4 separate regions of the Homo sapiens genome follow, and regions 1, 2 and 3 are each linked to region 4. The links are chromatin loops, found by intact Hi-C in ENCODE. Cell type or tissue: B cell. All regions are shown on one strand. Region 1 has its middle 10 kb from the start of CYP2W1. Region 2 has its middle 16 kb from the start of ZFAND2A-DT. Region 3 has its middle 6.1 kb from the start of CHLSN. Region 4 holds the start of CHLSN-AS1 (CHLSN antisense RNA 1).

Region 1 (5,000 bases), 73 kb after region 4:
GGAGATGAGGCTGTTTGCTCTTCCTTGGCCAGCATCCAGCCCCGTCCCCCAACTGTTGTGGCCAAAATTCTGACCACCCACGACACAGGGCCTGCTGTGTGCACCCCACTGGCCCAGGGCGGGCCTTGCCGGCGGCAGGCGAGGAGTCCAGCCCCTCCTGGTGTCGGTCAGGTGAACTCACAAACAGGAAGGCACGTTGCACAGCACGAACCTTCAGATCTGCCAGGCGGTGCCTGCGATCCGGCTGCTGGCAGCACAGCTTTGCAGAGAAGCTGCTGGGAAGGGTCCGTGTTCAGCCCAGCAGTCAGGGTGCTCAGTGGCCCCTATGCTGTGAGGCACCTTAAACAAACAGCAGAGGGAGACCCGCAAAGTGCAAAGAAGGGGCAGCAGCCTCCAGAAGGCAGGGCTGATGGATCCGGAACCAGAGCTCTGAGCTTCCCAGCAGCCGAGTCAGAAAGGGAAATGGGGTGGGTACTGCTGAGTCCTCACCGACCATTAGTGGGAAAAGGTCTTGAAGACCTGGGCCTCCCTTCGACAGCACAGATGCTCCCCTGACACCGGCTGGGGAGTGCTCTCCTGTCAGGGGTTCCCACCTCTGTGGATCGTAAGGTGCCAAGCTCCTCAGGGCTCCCTGGCGAAAGATGCCGAAGGGTGGCGCAGAGAAGTCACCTGGAATGTGGCTCAGAGAACCACGCAATGCCCTGGGGTCTCCCTACCCCGTGCAGGTCAGTGAGGGCACCCGCCCATGCAACCCCAGGGGCCAGCCACGTCGGGCCACATGTGCTGGGGCTGTGTGTGCCAGAGAACGGGCTGTGAGTCCCTGTCTCAGCTGGCGCTTGTGCGGGACTCCTGAGCCAGGAAGCCTCCGGCTAAGGAAGCCCCGCCTTAGCCTGGAGACGACCCTCACGTCCGTCCCTCACGTCTGTCCCTCGGCAAGTGCTCCTCACTGTGGAGAGGGCAGCTGCTGACCTGCAGCAAGCCAGGTGGCGGATCAAGATTTGTGCCAAGTGAGGGGCCAAACTTAGCGTGGGCATGCGTGCTTTTCTCTTTACATGTGTCCAAGGCCATAAGCGATGGGCTGTGACAAAGCACATCTGGGCTGAGCTCAGGGAGAAATGTCCCCTGCAGTAGATATGCAAGTGTGTGCAGGTGTCAGAAACACCAAGCCACACACTGATAACTCATGCCGGGTGCGGCGGCTCACACCTGTAACTCAGCACTTTGGGAGGCAGAGGCGGGAGGATCGCTTGAGCTCAGGAGTTTGAGACCAGCCTGGGCAACATGGCTAAACTGCCCCCCAACAAAAAATAAAAAATCCGGGGATGGTGGCATGTGTCTGAAGTCACAGCTACTCGGGAGGCTGAGGTGGGAGGATGGCTTGAGCTCGGGAGGTCAAGGCTGCAGTGAGCAGTGATTACACCACAGCAAGAGCCGGCATCTAAAAAAAATTTAGTGCGGTGAGCACTAAATTTAGTGGCTCACGCCTGTAATCCCAACACTTTGGGGGGGGCCAAGGTGGGCGGATCATGAGGTCAGGAGTTCGAGACCAGCCTGACCAACCTGGTGAAAGCCCATCTCTACTAAAAATACAAAAATTAGCTGGGTGTGGTGGTGGGCGCCTGTAGTGATCCCAGCTACTCAGGAGGCTGAGTCAGGAGAATCGCTTGAACACGGGAGGCAGAGGTTGCAGTGAGCCGAGATCGTGCCATTGCACTCCAGCCTGGGTGACAGAGCGAGACTCTGTCTGAAAAAATAAATACATAAAAATAAAAGTAATGTTTTTAAATAATCAAAGGGAGCATTGTTTGGAAGTCAGAATCACATTGCCTGTGGGGGTGAGCAGACCTGTGGAGACTGGGCTTTCCAGGCCAAAGGGCCCTCCCTGACATTGGGGGTGCGAACACGCAGAGCAGGCTGGAGACCTCTCACAGCACTGTGCGGCTTCCGGAAACCGTCCCCTGCCCCAGCCCACCCAGCCCTCTGAGGAAGCGGCCTCTGAGCAGTTTCTTGCAGGATTGATGTCTGAGAAACAGCTCACACCAAGTGCCGTCTGCTCACTCCACCAAGAGTGACACAGGTTCGGCCGCTGAATCACCCTCAGAGCACTGTCCTCCCTCCAAGCCCCCAAGAGAGTGGCATCTTTTTAGAGACAGGGTCCCGCTCTGTCGTCCAGGCTGGAGTGCGGTGGCATGAGCTCTGCTCGCTGCCACCTCCACCCCCCTGGGCTCAGGCGATTCTCCTCCCTCAGCCTCCTGAGTAGCTGGGAACACAGTTGCTACCACTACACCCGGCTAATTGTTGTATTTTTTGTAGAAGCGGGGGGCCTCACTGTGTTGCCCAGGCTGGTCCCAAACTCCTGGGCTCAAGCGATCCTCCCACCCCGGCCTCCCACCGTGCCTGGGATTTATTTCTGGATGACTCGGTGCCCAGTGTTCACATCCCAGAGCCTCAAGCTGACCTTCCAGCCCGGGCCGGCGCTGTCCGCTCCCCACTCCTCTCCCTGGAGCGCTGGCAGCCTCCAGCTGGGCTCTTTCTCTGCCTGCCTGTCCCTGCCTGTCCCTGCACAGATCAGGTGGCGCCACCTGCCGTCCGTCCAGTCCCTCGGCTCTTGCTCCAGTCACAGTCAGGCCCTGGCCGGGCGCCGTGTGCCATGCGCCCTCCAGTGGCTCCCAGGGAACGGGCGCTCTCTCCACGCGCTCCAGCTGCCGTCCCCCTGCCCTGTCTGGGTCAGGCCACCCCCCGCCCACTGGGACCTCAGAAGCACTCGTACCCCTGCTGGCTGCGTGGGTTTCACAGGCGATAAAGCTGAGTGCAGCCTCAAACCCTGAATAGTCATCAAAGTTAGGATCCTACAGACTCCTCCAAGCCTCACCTCATCACCCCTGTGGCCCAGCAGTCCAGAGCCATGGGCCACCCCCTCCCCCGCTTGTTATGCAGCAGGAGCTACCCGATGCACTCTGACCTCAGACACCCTAGGACTTTGCTTAGATTTCACAAGGGACTGAGTCCAGGCAGGAGGGGTGGGGAATTTGGCCAGCGATGGGCCTGCCTCGGGGCATTTGTGAGACCTGCCCGGAGAGACAGCTGGGCGCTAGGCTGAGCTGTCCAAGTCCCACTGCCCTCTGAAGCCTGGTGAGCCCACCCAGCCCTCCAGTGTCTTACCTCCTTCCCCCTCAGCATCCAAGGTGGGAAGAAGACCCCCGCTCTGAGGGAGCCCCAGCAATCACGGGGAGGGCCCAGGTCCCAGAGTGAGGCCGGCTTCCAGCCTCTGGGTTCCAGAAGTTTCCTAATGGGGGCTGCCCACTCCGAGGGAGGAGCTTCAGGACATCTGAACCAGGACCCCCGCACTGGACAAGGCCCCAGGCCCCTACATGTGTGTTCCCTGTGGGTGTGGTTGAGCGGTGGCGTGGCAGCTCCCTTGGGTCACTTGGGTTCCATTAAACGGCGTCTCCGTGGGTAAAGCTTGGTCTCCTCCTAAGCCCGGCCAGCCCGGCACTCAGATGGCCTCACCCTCCGAGCTTACTGTGGGGGGGCCTCACCCTCCGAGCTTGCTGCGGGAGGTTTGCAGATGGCTCGGGGACTGTGTGGTTTTGTTTTGCCTTGACTTAGGATGGTAATGGGAGGCACGTGCAGCACGGCTGAGGGCCAGCCTCAGACCCAGAAGCAGATCTGGGGCCAAGAGCAGCCTGCCCACCCCAGGAGGGTCCTTCCCTGGAGACCTAGAGGCGGGGGGGTACAGGGGCCGGGGTCGGCGTCCCTCCTGCTGCTGAGGACAGACGTCCGGGGAGCAGTTCAGCCACGTCGTGAGCCATGGGGTTCGGGGTGTCTGCCTCTCCCATGACATCTGGGCACCATGGGGTGGATGTCCACAGAGGCATCTCCCGAAATCCATGCGTGAGGAAGCTGGGCTCGCGGGCTGCCTGCTGCCTGAGTTCTCTGGGACCCTTGAAAAGGACCCATTGGCAGGTGCGTGGATAAAGCAGGACAAATCCACCACTCCCCACTCACTCGAGGTCCCCAGAGCCCTCACACCCACAGACCAGGAAGGAGAAGGACTGGGGAGGGACTCGGAGTGGGTGTTTAACGCAAGCAGGGCTTCAGCCCGGGAAGATGAGGAGGCTCTGGAGGTGACAGTGGTGGCCGTGAATGTGCCTGTGCCCCTGAACTGTGCACTTCAACATGGCTGATGGTGAATTTTCTCTACGTGTATTTTATCACCATTTTTAAAAATAGCAACAAAGAAACACTTGGAAATGAGGCGTAGACAGTGGCCTGTCCCATCCGTGCCAAGCCCCGGCATTTCCCAGCAAGCCCCCGGGACGTGCCTGTGCACCTGGCCGGCAGCCTGAGTGCAGCTGTGAGAAACGGGCACCCAGGTCTGCCCGGTCGAGAAGGTGGCACCTCCGGGGTTCGGGTCTCACTCGGCCCCCCCCTTCCCTCCTGCCCGCCCCACACCCCTGCCCACGCCCATGGGCATGAGTTAAAGGAGATTTGATACCTGCTTACTCTGTTTTCACTAAGCTAGGCTTGTTTACACTTGAGGATGAGGCATTTGGACCGCCTAACTTGGGGGGCCCTGGCTGTACCCCGTGGAGGAGCCCTGTCATCTCGCTGGGTGAGATGGGGTGAGAGGTCGCGTGAGTCGGGCGAGCGGGGTCAGGGTTGGGGTTGGGGTTATGTTTATTGTCTTAGTGCTTTGAGGGGAAGCTCAGCCGTCACTCATCACCCTGTACTTGGTGTCCCTCATGTCGGCTGGGCCTCCATGAAGCGGGGCGGGACAGGGTCAGCGTTTCCTCCCCACGTGGGCCTCGGGCTCCCCTGGGCCCAAGGAGATGAATACCCCAGGCCAATGTAAGGCGGGGGCCCGAGGGTCCCCTGCAGGGCCGGGAGGGCGGGGCCTGAGTCCTTCACCCCACCCAGGAGGCCGACTAAGTTGGGGGCACAAGGGTCCCCTGTAGGGTTGGGAGGGCTGGGCCTGAGTCCTCCACCCCACCCGGGAG
Region 2 (5,000 bases), 110 kb before region 4:
AGCAATCCTCCCTCCTCAGCCTCCCCAGTGGCTGGGACTGCAGGCACACGCCACCACGCCTGGCTTGGCAATGAATTTTTAGATACCACACCAAAAACATAATCTATAAAAGATTGATAAGTTGGACCTTATAAAGGGTATCAGATGCCAAAGAAGATATACAGAGGGCAAATAAGTATATGGAAAGATGCTCAACATCTTATGTCTTTAGGGAACTGCCAATGAAAACGACAATGTAGAAACCACCACACCGCTGTTAGAATGACCAAAATCCAGACACCGACATCACCAAATGCTGGTGAGGACGTGGAGCAACAGGAATTCTCATCATGGCTGTGAGAATGACACTTGGGTGTTTTCTTACGGATCTAAACATATTCTTGCCATCAGATCCGGCAATTGTGCCTCTTAGAATCTACCCAAATGAGTTGAAAACATATATTCACACAAAAACCTGCATGTGAATGTTTGTAGCAGTTTTATTCACCATTGTTCAAATTTGGAAGCAACCAAGGTGACCTTCAAGAGGGAAATGTTGAATGGATAAGCAAAGTGTGGCCCATCCGTCTGGGGAAATATTATCTGACAATAAAAAGAAATGAGGCCGGGTGCAGTGGCTCACACCTGTAACCCCAGCACTTTGTTAGACCAAGGCAGGTGGATCACATGAGGTTGGGAGTTCGAGACCAGTCTGGCCAATATGGTGAAACCCCATCTCTACTAAAAATACAAAAAATTAGCGGCGTGGTAGTGGGCACCTGTAATCTCAGCTACTTGGGAGACTGAGGCAGGAGAGTTGTTTGAACCTGGGAGGCAGAGGTTGCAGTGAGCCCAGATTGCACCCTGGTCACACCACTGCACCACTCCAGCCTGGCCTCGAAACAGTGAGACTCCGTCTCAAAAAAAAAAAAAAAAAGAAAAGAAAAGAAAAAGAAAAGAAATGATCTGGCTGGGTGCAGTGGCTCACACCTGTAATCCCAGCACTTTGGGAGGCTGAGGCAGGAGGATCATTTGAGCCCAGGAGTTCAAGACCAGCCTGGGCAACATAGCAAGACCCCATCTCTACAAAAACTAAAAAACAAAATTGGCTGGGCACGGTGGGGTGCACCTGTAATCCCAGCTACTCAGGAAGCAGAAGCAGGAGGGTCGTTTAAGGCCAGGAGTTCGAGGCTGCAGTGAGCTGTGATGATACCACTGCATTCCAGCCTGGGCAACAGAGCAAGATCCTGTCTCTAAAATTTAAAATTTTAAAAAAGAAGGCTCCAGGAAGTGGGCATCTAACAGGGAGATACCACATAAAGCTGGAAAGGGATGCTGGACACTTCAGGGACGGCTGGACGGGCGTCTAGGCTGCGGTTGATGCTCAGGGAGGAAAGCTTCCTCGTGCCCGGTAGGTCTTCTGGTCCCGACCAGCCGTCATTCCCGCAAACACCGCTGGAGGGCGCGCGTGGTAACTGGAAAACGCCCACATGGGTTCCTCGGTGTGACGAGCTGTAATGATGCCACTGCACTCCAGCCTGGGCAACAGAGCAAGATCCTGTCTCTACCATAAGAAAAAATTTAAAAAAAGAAGGCTCCGAGAAGTGGGCAGTTAACAGGGAGATACCACATACAGCGGGAAAACACAATAAAACCAAAACGCCAGCCAACCACGTTGCACAGGAGGGCCCAGGGGAATGCAACCTGGTATCAACAAGGAATGGGCTGGCCGGGGGCACCGGTGCTGTCAAGGGGCTCAGGAGTGTCTGTCCTCTGTAAGCCAGAGCAGACGATACAAGACGTGGTTCTAGAAAGGTTTCCCTAGTAGCAATGAAAATCATGGGACCCCAGAATAATTGGGGTCAGGTGGTAGTGCTGACTCATCAGAAGCCAGGTGGGTGGAATCCTTGCGAGGGCAGCAGGCTGAGTGGTGACGGGGAAGCGGGAGCTGCAGACGGCTATGAAGATGGTTCATAAAACGTGGTATTCCTAGGGGACAGACAGACAGCCAACAAGAATATTACTTAAAGATCGAACCAAGAGAAGTCAACAATGGATACCAGAGGGCGGCGGGAAGCCACTGCAAGGCAACGTCTCGGTGCTTTGCTTGGCTTCCTGACCTGAGCCAGCCTTTGACCTGTGACTCAGTGCCTGCAGGAAGACCTCCCCGAACCACAGCGCGTGCAAGCTGTCACGATGCGCCTGGGCCTTGCACGAGAGGACCCTACAGCCTCCCTCGAAGGAGATGCCGGACACTTCAGGGACGGCTGGACGGGGGTCTACGCTGCCGTTAATGCTTAGGGAGGAAACGCTCATGGTGCCCAGTGGGTCTTCTGGTCCCGACCAGCCGTCATTCCCGCAACCACCACTGGAGGGCGCGCGTGGTACCTGGAAAACGCCCACATGGGTTTCTCGGTGTCCCGGAAGCTGTCCTGGCGGACACGGCCACGCAGAAGCCTCTGAAACTGCAGCCCCTGCTGCCCCGGCTCCCCTTGCAAGATAAGAAATCAAAGCAATGATGTGTTCCTGGGAGACGGGCAGGGCTTTGAGCCAGCTGTAAAGATCCAGAGGTCCCCATCCCATGCCCGTTTAAATAATTATTCTGGCCCCTGCAAAAAAGCAAGACCAGTCATGAAATACGACCGAGGATGGTGCAGACCTCACCAAGTCAAAGCCCGAAACGGCTACAGGCACGGCGTCTTCCCCGGAGCAGGCACACGGCCTCAGGGATGCGACGTTGGCCGCTGAGCTGGAAAGGGCCTTTTCCCATCCCTGTCAGTACGGAGATCAGAAGCAGTTCCTGTTCACACGGAAGGACAAAAGCATGCGTTTAAAATTTTGTCCCGGCCGGGCGTGGTGGCTCACACCTGGAATCCCAGTGCTTTGGGAGGCCAAGGCGGGTGGATCGCTTGAACACAGGAGTTCAAGACCAGCCTGACCAACATGGCGAAACCCCATCTCTACAAAAACAATGACAGAAATTAGCTGGGCATGGTGGCTCACACCTGCTGACCCTCATGGCACTAGGGGTAGCTGGGGTGGGAAAAGACGTGTGTGGAATTCATGACAGCCCGACCAGAGAACACACTGTATTCCCAAGGCTCCACAGCAAGGCCAGGTGTCCCCTGCCCCATGTCCCCTGCAGCAGGGAACCGTCTGGCCCTGGCGGAGACGGAACAGGGCACTATCTGGCCAGGGGGCATGAAGCAACTATGTGGCAAGAGCTTCCCTTCTGAGCTGGACCCCGTCAGATCCAACAAGTCACAGGCCAGGCAGCCCAGCCGCAGGGCTCCGAGTGGAAGGGTCCATGGGACAGGCCCAAGCAGGTCCGAGTGCGGGGGGGACACCACCCTCCACTGCCACGCCAGTACCTTCTGCCCGTTCCCACCTGCGGTCATGGGAGGGGAACTTGGTGACCAGCAGACGGAGGAAGAACAGAGCCGCCCTTGGTTCGCAAGTGGGTTGGCTCAGTACTGAGCACCCACTGAAAGTGGATTGTTGCCACGTTACAGGCCCACTCAGAGGTGGCCCTGAAAGACACTGTGGACAGAAATCTCCGGGCCAGAGCCTCAGGCCACGCATCTGGCCGTCCACTCCTCTGTGTAGGAAGAACAGTGGCCCACGGTAAGAACACACACAGCCCACGGGCGGTGGCGGGTGGCGTGGCTCTTTTGTCAGGGGCCTGGAAGTGAGGTGGGAGCGGGGACTTGACTCCAGAGGCGGGGCTTGGACATTAGACCTAATTGAGGACTAGCTGAAACAGGGACAAGGCCCAGACGCGGCCGCTCACGCCTGTAATCTCAGCACTTTGGGAGGCCAAGGCAGGTGGGTCACCTGAGGTCAGGAGTTCGAGACCAGCCTGGCCAACGTGGTGAGACTCCGTCTCTACTAAAAATACAAAAATTAGCCAGGTGTGGTGACATGTGCCTGTAATCCCAGCTACTCAGGAGGCTGAGGCAGGAGAATCACTTGAACCCAGGAGGCGGAGGTTACAGTGAGCCGAGATTGTGCCACTGCCCTTCAGCCTGGGTGACAGAGCAAGACTGTTTCAAAAAAAAAAATTAATTTAAATTAAAAAAAATAAATTGGTGTGTGGAGTGGGGGTGCTCTCACCTCACTCTATTCACTGCATCTCCTGGCTGACACGCGTCCAGTCCAGCTAAAATCAGTACTTCCTAATGATAGCAGCCTGGTCTCCCCGTGCGCCCCTTACTTACGACACCCCAGAGAGCTGAGTAACTGCCAATTATTATTGCGGGGAAGGAGGTAAGAAACCTTAACTGTGTTCTATACCTTTACCCTGAAAGAGACTGTCAGGGAAAATGGGAAGGGATGGGGTCCTGTGCCTGTGGGACTCAATTTTAATGCTTGTGTGGATGTGGCACATCGGGCCCATCTCCCCCCCGGGTTCCTGGCCCTGGATGGATGGGGCTGGGGAAGCTTAGCGCTGCTTATCGAGCTCTGCTGCGGAAGCTGCAGCCACATAATTACTCATTTGCCTTGTTTGTGCCTGTCTTCACGGCACACTCTTCCCCTGGTTCTAGGGTCTGGTCACGTTTGCGAGTCTGTGTCGCTGGGTTCTTTATGTGCCCACTTAGCCACCCTGGCACCTGCCATCCTCTTTCCTGCTTAAACCTAACAGGAATGGATTTCCATCACGGGCGTTTCTAATGTGCTCTGAGCAAGCTTCTGGGAGGCGCCGAGACGTGCAGAGTGGATGGCTACTGATGTGGCAGGAGGAGGGGAAGCAGGAGGCACACTGGGGCCTATGTGTCCTTAGAGAAGAGACGGGGTTTACCGGGTGAGGTGGCTCACGCCTGCAATCCCAGCACTTTGGGAGGCCAAGGTGGGTGGATCACCCGAGGTCAGGAGTTCAAGACCAGCCTGGCCAACATGGCAAAACCCCGTCTCTACTAAAAATACAAAAATTAGCTGGGTGTGGTGGCAGATGCCTGTAATCCCAGCTACTCGGGAAGCTGAGGCAGGATAATCACTTGAACCCGGGAGGCGGAGGTTGCAGT
Region 3 (5,000 bases), 78 kb before region 4:
AAGTGAGGAGCCCCTCTGCCCGGCCAGACGCCCCGTCCAGGAGGGAGGTGGGGGGGTCAGCCCCCCGCCCGGCCAGCCGCCCAGTCCGGGAGGGAGGTGGGGGGTCAGCCCCCCGCCCGGCCAGCCGCCCCGTCTGGGAGGGAGTTGGGGGGATCAGCCCCCCGCCTGGCCAGCCGCCCCATCCGGGAGGTGAGGGGCGCCTCTGCCCGGCCGCCCCTACTGGGAAGTGAGGAGCCCCTCTGCCCGGCCAGCCGCCCCGCCCGGGAGGGAGGTGGGGGGATCAGCCCCCCGCCTGGCCAGTCGCCCCGTCCGGGAGGTGAGGGGCCCTCTGCCCGGCCGCCCCTACTGGAAAGTGAGGAGCCCCTCTGCCCGGCCAGCCGCCCCGTCCGGGAGGGAGGCGGGGGGGGGGGGGTCGGCCAGCCGCCCTGTCCGGGAGGGAGGTGGGGGGGGTCAGCCCCCCGCCTGGCCAGCCGCCCCGTCCGGGAGGGAGGTGGGGGGATCAGCCCCCCGCCTGGCCAGTCGCCCCGTCCGGGAGGTGAGGGGCGCCTCTGCCCGGCCGCCCCTACTGGGAAGTGAGGACCCCTCTGCCCGGCCAGCCGCCCCGTCCGGGAGGGAGGTGGGGGGGACAGCCCCCCCGCCCAGCCAGCCGCCCTATCCAGGAGGTGAGGGGCGCCTCTGCCCGGCCGTCCCTACTGGGAAGTGAGGAGCCCCTCTGCCTGGCCAGCCGCCCCGTCCGGGAGGGTGGTGGGGGGGTCAGCCCCCCGCCCGGCCAGCCGCCCCATCCGGGAGGTGAGGGGCGCTTCTGCCCGGCCGCCCCTACTGGGAAGTGAGGAGCCCCTCTGCCCGGCCACGACCCCGTCTGGGAGGTGTGCCCAGCGGCTCATTGGGGATGGGCCATGATGACAATGGCGGTTTTGTGGAATAGAAAGGCGGGAAGGGTGGGGAAAAAATTGAGAAATCGGATGGTTGCCGGGTCTCTGTGGATAGAAGTAGACATGGGAGACTTTTCATTTTGTTCTGTACTAAGAAAAATTCTTCTGCCTTGGGATCCTGTTGATCTGTGACCTTATCCCCAACCCTGTGCTCTCTGAAACATGTGCTGTGTCCACTCAGGGTTAAATGGATTAAGGGCGGTGCAAGATGTGCTTTGTTAAACAGATGCTTGAAGGCAGCATGCTCGTTAAGAGTCATCACCACTCCCTAATCTTAAGTACCCAGGGACACAAACACTGCGGAAGGCCAAGGCCGCAGGGTCCTCTGCCTAGGAAAACCAGAGACCTTTGTTCACTTGTTTATCTGCTGACCTTCCCTCCACTATTGTCCTATGACCCTGCCAAATCCCCCTCTGCGAGAAACACCCAAGAATGATCAATAAAAAAAAAATAAATTAATTAAAAAAAAAAAAAAAAAAAAAAAAAAAAAAAAAAACTTAAGAGTGAGGCCAGGTGTGGTGGCTCAGGCCTGTAAGACCAAAACTTTGGGGGGGCCAAGGCGGGTGGATCACTTGAACCCAGAAGTTCAAGACCAGCCTGGGCCACGTGGCAAAACCCTGTCTCTACAAAAAATACAAAAATTAGCCAGGTGTGGTGGTGCGTGCCTGGAGTCCCACCAACTCGGGAGACAGAGGTGGGAGGATCGCTTGAGCCCAGGCCCTCAAGGCTGCAGTGAACCATGACTGTGCCACTGCACTCCAGTCTGGATGACAGAGCGAGACCCTTCTCAAAAAAAAAAAGTTGATGGAACCCAAAGCCTACCTGATGGAAATGAAGGTGTCCCCAGAGTGCCACTGAGAGCGGGCGAGTCGGCCGTGGCCCTGCCGGCTGGAGTGTCAGAGTCAACCGTGGAGGTCACTGGCCCTGCCTTTTTTTTTTCTGAGATGGAGTCTCACTCTGTTGCCCAGGCTGGAGTGCAGTGGCACGATCTCAGCTCACTGCAACCTCCGCCTCCTGAGTTCAAGCTATTCTCATGTCTCAGCCTCCCCCTCCCAAGTAGCTGGGATCACAGGCGCCCGCGATCGCGCCCGGCTAATTTTTGTATTTTTTAGTAGAGACGGGGTTTTGCCATGTTGGTCAGGTTGGTCTCGAACTGCTGACCTCAGGTGGTCCACCCGCCTCAGCCTCCCAAAGTGCTGGGATACAGGTGTGAGCGACTGCGCCCGGCCGAGGCTCTGCCTTTTCAAAAGCAGATTTGGACCTGGGCTGGTGCGGCCGCGGGAGCAGATGTTTGCAGATGCTGAACGTTTTCTCTGGCTGGGTTGGACAGGCTCACAGTCCCGCGCCTGGCATCTCGCGTCACCCCACCTGCCTACAGCAGGGGAAGCGCGTCTCGGGAAGTGTCCTCGCCCCCTGCCTCGGGGGCTCTCCTTTGCCTGAGTTGGGCTTTGGCTGGCATCACTGTTTTATCTGTGCAGGGCCCAGGGCCGTGCCGTCACCCCTGGTGCCTGGCATCTTGGACAGGAGCCTGGGAGCCTGGCTGCTACTTCCCTTTCTGGTGTACGGGCTGCAGTATCAAAACATTTTCACAAGATGTCCCCAAAAGGCCTTTTAAGTCAGAGTGAGGGTTGACAGCGTCCGGTATTCCTGGTGAGAAATTAGGTCCAGCGTCACAGGAAGGACGGATATAACCAGCCCATCAATCCTAACTCAGTTTCTCCAGGTTAACAAAGTTAAAAGGGATCGGGGATATTTTTTAATGTACTCTTCATTAACCTTCCAGATGTATTCTTTGCAGTAAGCCTAAGACTGCACTTGAATGATCAGCTCAGAGATGAGTTCCTAAAATAGGTCAGCGGCTGAAATTGCTGTAGTTTTCCAAATGCTGAGCTTAAGAATGAGGATCTTTGACATCCGCTCAGTATTGTAAATGTCTGTATTTCTTTGGAGACAGGGTCTTGCTCTGTCACCTAGGCTGGAGTGCAGTGGTGCATTCATGGTTCACTGTAGCCTTGAACTCCCAGGCGTGAGTGAAGCTCCTACCTCAGCCTCCCGAGTAGCTAGGACTACAGGTGTGCACCACCATGCCCAGCTAATTTAAAAATATATATTTTTTTATAGAGATAGGGTCTCACTACGTTGCCCAGGCTGGTCTCGAACTCCTGGCCTCAAGTGACCTTTCTACCTTGGCCTCCCGAAGTACTGGGCTTATAGGCGTGAGCCATGGTGCCTGGCCTTCAATATTGCAGATGTGTTGAGAGGATCATTGTGTTCTGGGGAACCCGGTGACAGAGAAACTAGTCTGACTTTTCTGCGTGGATGCATATGAAGTTTTTGCAGATAAATGTTGATTTACTTCATTTTGCTGAAATGATATTAAAAACTTATAATCACAGTTTATTATACAAGGTGAATAAAGGAAAGAGGAGAGTATTTAGGCCGAGATATTAGTTGAATGCTGTTAGAGAGATTTTTTGCTGTTTTTCAATTTGTTTGTCTTATTTAGAGACAGTCTTGCTCTGTTGCCCAGGCTGGAGGGCAGTGGCGTCATCACAGCTCACTGCAGCCCTGACTTCCTGGGCTCAAGGGATCCTCTCACCTCAGCCTCCCAAGTAGCTGGGACCACAGGTGCATGCCACGATGCCCTGGTAATTTTTAATTTTTTTTGTAGAGGTGGGATCTTGCTATGTTGCCCAGGCTGGTCTCTAACTCCTGGGTTCAAGTGATCCTCCCACCTCAGCCTCCCAAAGTGCTGGGATTACAGGTGTGAGTGCCCGGCCCTGTTTTTCATTTCTTTTGTTTGAGGATGTTGTTCTTTGATTTCTACCTCACATTGTTCCGACATCGGGATGGGGAGGCTCTGCTGACATGCAGTGTTGAGGCTGCACCCACTCCTGAGCTACATTATGACATCATCTTAGAACACATTAAAAGCTAAGATTTTCTTGCAATCGATGCTGCAAGAAATGCCTTTTAAAATGGCCTTTTTTGGCCGGGCGCAGTGGCTCACTCCTGTAATCCCAGCACTTTGGGAGGCCGAGGTGGGCGGATCGCGAGGTCAGGAGTTCGAGACCAGCCTGGCCAACATGTTGAAACCCCCGTCTCGACTAAAGATACAAAAAAATTTAGCCAGGCGTGTTGGCACGTGCCTGTAATCCCAGCTACTCGGGAGGCTGAGGCAGGAGAATCGCTTGAACCTGGGAGGTGGAGGTTGCAGTGAGCTGAGATCGTGCCATTGCAGTCCAGTCTGAGCGACAGGGCGAGACTCTGTCTCCAAAAAAAAAAAAAAGCTTTTTAGAGCAGCTCTGTAATTTTTCATTCTGGATGTTTCGTTCCACACTGAAGCTATTTTTGCAGATAGTTGTGCTGTGGTGAATCTTAAGAAAAAAATGAAACAGCAGTCCACTCAGAGGACCAGCGTTTCCCTCTTCTGGTTTCACTTAAACAGTCCCTGGAGAATGAGGGCAATTAGAAAGGTTACTGTTTCTATGGCAATTGGGTAAAAAGTTGATGAGATTCTAGATAAAATCGGCTGTTCAACAAGCCGGGGTCAGCGCACACAGTGCTGAGCAGTGTGATCGTTTGCAGGGGTGATTTGGGCCAGTCGTTTGGCTGGGTGTTCGCCCATTTCCCCAGGACTTCTGTGGCACCCACGCTTTGTCCATCACTCGCAGCCTCTGATTCCCTGTTCTGCGGGAGCCAAGCCTATCTTCCATCGTGCTACACAGCTGGGTCTCTTGGCGGTAAATCTTGGAAGTTCTGTCTGAAGCAGTGATTCCTAAACTTGTTCAGGTGTCAGAAACCCAACCAGTCTTGGCCTTCCACGGCCTACCAAGAATACAGCTGAACTGAGTGCTGCACATGCAGTGTTCTGCAACACCAGATGCATCAGATACTGAATCTAGCATAAACAGACAACAAGCATCCAAGGTGTGAGATGAAGTTTGTAGGAAGAAAGATACCGTGGAGAAAATGGTATCACTTTAAGCTTTGCTGTAAACGAGAAAAGCCAACTTAATCCAATTTGAGGGCCAGAGATCCTTGGGAGATGGTTAAGAGTATTTTGCA
Region 4 (5,000 bases):
CAGACAAAACAAGCTATGTTGCAGACGAGTAAAACTTTCGTCATAGACTAAAAGTTTTTGGGTCAGGTGAAGGCAACTAAGCGTTGGGGGGAAGACTGGGGATGGGGAGGCCGACAAGCAGGCATCGGCAACCCAGGCAGGGGCCTGGTCTTCTGTAGCTTGCTGACCTAAGCAAGCAAGACACTGTGTCTTGGAAGTGGACCACTGTGTACATTATTTCCTTCACTGAGAACTGATTTTGCAAAGCCGAGTTTGTGTGACTGTGGAGGGCGAGTGTCCACACCAGGCAGCGTCCAACTCAGCGCTGTTTCTCAGACTGATGTCCCGGGGACAGTCACAGACCCCCGGGGCTGTCCTGCTCCCTGCCGGGTGGCAGTGACCATGGGGATGTGCATGAGGGCTCTAGGTCTGAGGGGTGGTTTGTCCAAGGTCATGGTCAGAGCCAGGACTGACACCTGGGTTCCAGCCTCCGTGCCAGGGGTGTGGCGTGAGCACCACGAGGGGAAACTGGGGACATGTGACACACTGCAGCGCTGAGGGGCCCTGTTCTGAGGAGCCAGTGGAGACCTGAGGACAAAGCATCCGTGTCTCAAGGCTTTGCCCTCTGCTAAGGTGGGCACTGCAGGGACCCCTGAGCTCCACAGAGAAGCGGACCTTACTGGGAGAGGAGCCTGGTGCGCAGGACCGTTGCTGGGGCCGCAGCGTGTGCTGCAGCGTCCAAACGCAGCTCTGGGTTTGTGACTGAGCATGGCGGTGATTCTGCCAGAGGCGGGAAGCCTCCCTGGTGTGCACTCCAGCCTGTGTGAAAACTGTGCCCCAAACCCTCACCTCTGGGGTGCACTCCAGCCTGTGTGAAGACTGTGCCCCAAACCCTCACCTCTGGGGTGCACTCCAGCCTGTGTGAAGACTGTGCCCCAAACCCTCACCTCTGGGGTGCACTCCAGCCTGTGTGAAGACTGTGCCCCAAACCCTCACCTCTGGGATGCACTCCAGCCTGTGTGAAGACTGTGCCCCAAACCCTCACCTCTGGGTGTATTCCAGCCTCCAACAGACTGTGCCCCAAACCCGCACCTCTGGATGTACTCCAGCCTCCACCAACAGACTGTGCCCCAAACCCTCACCTCTGGGGTGCACTCCAGCCTGTGTGAAGACTGTGCCCCAAACCCTCACCTCTGGGGTGCACTGCAGCCTGTGTGAAGACTGTGCCCCAAACCCTCACCTCTGGGTGTATTCCAGCCTCCAACAGACTGTGCCCCAAACCCGCACCTCTGGATGTACTCCAGCCTCCACCAACAGACTGTGCCCCAAACCCTCACCTCTGGGGTGCACTCCAGCCTGTGTGAAGACTGTGCCCCAAACCCTCACCTCTGGGGTGCACTGCAGCCTGTGTGAAAACTGTGCCCCAAACCCTCACCTCTGGGTGTATTCCAGCCTCCAACAGACTGTGCCCCAAACCCGCACCTCTGGGTGTACTCCAGCCTCCACCAACAGACTGTGCCCCAAACCCTCACTTCTGGGGTGCACTCCAGCCTGTGTGAAGATTGTGCCCCAAACCCTCACCTCTGGGTGCACTCCAGCCTCCACCAACAGACTGTGCCCCAAACCCACACCTCTGGGGTGTACTCCTGCCTCCGCCAACAGACTGTGCCCCAAACCCTCACCTCTGGGATGTACTCCAGCTTCTGCCAATAGACTGCCCCAAATCCTCACCTCTGGGGTGTACTCCAGCCTCCGCCAACAGACTGTGCCCCAAACCCTCACCTCTGGGTGCACTCCAGCCTCCGCCAACAGACTGTGCCCCAAACCCTCACCTCTGGGTGCACTCCAGCCTCCGCCAACAGACTGTGCCCCAAACCCTCACCTCTGGGGTGTACTCCTGCCTCCGCCAACAGACTGTGCCCCAAACCCTCACCTCTGGGGTGCACTCCAGCCTTTGTGAAGATTGTGCCCCGAACCCTCTCCTTTGGGGCATGTGGGGCCTTCCCTCGTGCCGGGCTGGAGGCTCAGGCTTAGGGATGGGCATCGGCCTCCCCAGCAGGCCCCTGGCAGACAGCTGGGGACGCAGTACCAAGGGTCTGGGGCTGGTGGTCTGGGAGCCTCTGGGCATCCCGTGGACAGACAGGTAGGAGGGCAGGTAGGTAGAGGGCAGGTAGAACCCCTCGTCCCCCCTTCTCTCCTCCAGCTTTTTCCACGTTGAGGTCTGGTCCTGGACTTCCCAACTTACTGGAAGGAATGGCCCGGGATCCTGGGACAGTTTGTAGGGAAGGGAAAGGCTGTTGAGCAGGGCCCCCCGCCGGGAAACAGGCAGTATCCTCCGCTCCCCTGTCCCTCAGCATGGCCCGGAGCTGGCATCTGTGGGCCACGATGGGCCCCAATTAGCCTGGCCCCAAATCTGCTAGGCGGCGTCCAGGCGGCGTGGGGGTCCCGTAGGAGCCCCGCCGGATGCGCAGACACCTACGGCCGCACCGTTGCTGCGTTTGTCGGTATTTTTCCCATTCCGGTCCCCTTCTGTGGGCCTGGGGAAATTCTGGGGGAGGGTGGGCTTTCTGGGCCGGGACCCCGCAGCGCCATGGAGCTTGTCCAGGAACAGAACCGGCGCATTCTCCTTGTCCTCCAGCCGCCGGCTGCCGGCGAAAGCCGTGGCGGGAACTCACCGAGTCGTGTCGGCCCCATGCCGCCTATTGAGAGGCATCCGTGCCGGCCGCGCAGGGCTCCCTCTGGTCCAGGCGCTCTGGTCCTCGGCGGGGCCCCTGCTCTCCTGGTGGGGCCCTGAAAGTGACGGCACCCCGACGGCCACTGGAGGGAGCTCCAGAACCGAGCCTGCCCTTGAGGCCGGAAACCGCGGCTGGCCCTGGAGCTGCCTTTGGATCGCGGAGTATTAAAAGTGCCCGCACTTGAAATCTTACTGCGTGTCCTGAAGAGAGCCCTGTCCCTTTCCCATGAGATGCTGAGCCGTGATCTGTACTCGGGAAGCACACAGATCTCCTGTCTCCACCCTGGCGTGTTCTGACAGGTGCAGCCGCTGTGTCACCAGCACCCCGGCAAGGGAGACCGCCTCCGTCGCCCCTCCCTGGCCCACGCCCTCCCAGACCCGGCCCTCGTCGCCGCTGTGTCGCTGGTGAGGTGGGTTCCCTGCTCTGGAGCTGCTGAAGAGGCTCCAGTACTTTGCACGTGCTCACATCTAGCTGTGTCCCCGCAGCTGCATGTTTTGTGAGGTTCACCCTGTTGCCGCGCCTGTCCCCGGTGGGTCCATTTCGCTGACGAGTAGCATTCCTTCGATGCGCAGGCCACATCTGTTTATCTGTCCACCTGTTGATGTGCAGTTGGGTTGTTTCCAGTGTTGGGCTCTTATGAGCAAAGCTGCCGTGAACATTTGTATACAGGTGCTTGTGTGGACTTCCGTTCCCATTTTTCTTGGGTAAATGTCTGGAATTGGGACAGCGGGGACAGATGTTAACCATGTTTAATTTTGGAAGTGGCTGCCAAGTGGGGTACGTTTTACCTTCCTCCCACCACCTCAGCTGCACACTTAGTGTATGCCAGTTGGCTGGAGCTGGGCAGGAAGCCAGCCTGTCCAGCCTTGGGTCTGGAGAGGGGCCCCAAGGGGTGCCGTGGCCCCTAGAACAGGATGGGGCCATGTTTCCTCCTGCCCAGGGCCTCATCGTTTCTCAGACTGGTGCTGGGAAGAATCTTCGTGCCCCAAGGGGCTCTGCAGAAAGCGTCCTGTGATGATTAGGGTTGGACAGCGGGGAACGCTGTCTTTTCTCTTTAGAAGCCTTAGTGTGTGTGGCACAGCTCAGATGTCCTGCAGAAAAGAATCGGATGCTGCTCGCTTGACCCGGCGTTTCCCACCCTCCCTCCTGGGGCCTTCTGTGCGCCCTGAGTGTGGGGTGGGCTGGGGCTTCTGGAGCCCTGGAGCCTGGCAGCAGGGGCTGCTCACTGCTGTGGGACCCTCTGGGCTTCAGTCTCCCTCGTGTCCATGGGGCGTCCCCCAGGGTCCCTGCTGGCCCCACATCCGACAGTCTGGGGCCAGGTGACTCGGCCGAGGGAGGAGTCCCTGCACCACGCTAGTTTGGGTGGATGCAGGGCTGGCTCTGGAGACTCAGCCTTTGTCTGCCGGTGCCTTTCAGGGTGACACTTGAGCTTTGAGCTTCGGTTCTCCTGTGTGAGGTCAGCTCGGGATTCCCTCCCTTCCTCTCAGGAGTCAGGGTGTTGCGTTTAGGCGCTGTGGGAAGCTCAGGGTCAGGGTCTGGAACCTGTCAGTGCCCCTGCTCCCCACCGCTGTTCCTTCTGCCCTCACCTTCCATGTCTCCTGCTGGGGGCAGCCTCCCTGCACAGCGTCTCCTCAGAGTCCCTGGAGCAAGGTAAGCCTTGTCTCCCTACAGAGCCACCATCTGCTTCCAAGAGTGGAGCCATCGTGCGTCTTTCCGGGGCCTGTTCTGTGGCTGCTAAGGGCCTGGTCTCCCCATCTTCACGTCACAGCCCATCAGGACCCGGCGCTGTGTCGGGTCTCCTACCCTGCAGCCGACGCGTGTGAAGCCTCTTCCGGTCACGGTGTTCCCGGGGAGGAGACAGACGTGTGTGTTTGTGTGTGTGCATGCGTGCTTGCATATGTGTGCATGCTTGCACGCATGTATGTGTGTGTGTATGCTGCCTGAGGCACACACATCTGTCTAAAGTTCGAGATGTTGAAGTGACTCCCTCCCCTCAGAGGCTGCCAGTTTTGAGTGTGGCTAGTCCCCCTGCCCCCCACCTCTGCAGAGGGAAGAACAGGCTGTTTCTGAGGGGTCTTCCATCTTCCAGGTGGGGACTTGCGGAGCTCTGACTTCTCTGTGGTGTGGTAGAGCTCGCCCTTCTGTGGAAAGAGAACAGCACAGGTACAGGGGTACAGTTAGATTAAGGAGCCGTGGCAAGGGCCCACATTCAGATCAAACCAGGAAGGACCTTACATCACTTAGAAACGTGGGCAGAATCCCTAAAGAGGCGCTTCTTTGGAGAGG

What was found. Peaks named below come from ENCODE experiments on the same cell type or tissue, not always from the same donor. Only the 100,000 strongest peaks of a DNase experiment are listed, where the experiment ranks them.
Region 1: it touches region 4 in a loop (30-fold over the local background); 106 of 110 quality-filtered maps call a loop at or near these places.
Region 2: it touches region 4 in a loop (5-fold over the local background); 7 of 110 quality-filtered maps call a loop at or near these places.
Region 3: a loop joins it to region 4, with 6 times the contacts of the local background. A loop is called at or near these places in 4 of 110 quality-filtered maps.

Annotation. Positions count from the first base shown.
Region 1 is chr7:990,923-995,922 of GRCh38, reverse strand. It overlaps a transcript of CHLSN not described here. Among named protein-coding and RNA genes, the nearest start is that of CYP2W1, 10 kb to the right of the region's middle. RefSeq lists an enhancer at 182-231 and a silencer at 2,767-2,856. In B cell, CTCF peaks have their summits at 2,450 and 2,654 (motif pointing left); a DNase peak (open chromatin) is centred at 2,592; H3K27me3 peaks cover 1,401 bases.
Region 2 is chr7:1,173,652-1,178,651 of GRCh38, reverse strand. No RefSeq gene overlaps it. Among named protein-coding and RNA genes, the nearest start is that of ZFAND2A-DT, 16 kb to the right of the region's middle. RefSeq lists a silencer at 1,439-1,488. In B cell, CTCF peaks have their summits at 1,211, 1,422, 2,175 and 2,375 (motif pointing right); DNase peaks (open chromatin) are centred at 1,441 and 2,341; H3K4me3 peaks cover 493 bases; H3K27me3 peaks cover 671 bases.
Region 3 is chr7:1,141,867-1,146,866 of GRCh38, reverse strand. No RefSeq gene overlaps it. Among named protein-coding and RNA genes, the nearest start is that of CHLSN, 6.1 kb to the right of the region's middle. RefSeq lists an enhancer at 732-1,425. In B cell, a CTCF peak has its summit at 2,554; a DNase peak (open chromatin) is centred at 2,496.
Region 4 is chr7:1,063,739-1,068,738 of GRCh38, reverse strand. All of the region lies in intron 2 of CHLSN (cholesin), which reads left to right. It overlaps CHLSN-AS1 (CHLSN antisense RNA 1), which reads right to left and starts at 3,008. Exons shown (of 3, transcript NR_187853.1): 1 at 2,655-3,008. RefSeq lists an enhancer at 2,866-3,035 and a silencer at 4,092-4,386. In B cell, CTCF peaks have their summits at 2,598 and 2,797 (motif pointing right); DNase peaks (open chromatin) are centred at 2,908 and 3,449; H3K4me3 peaks cover 364 bases; H3K27me3 peaks cover 2,213 bases.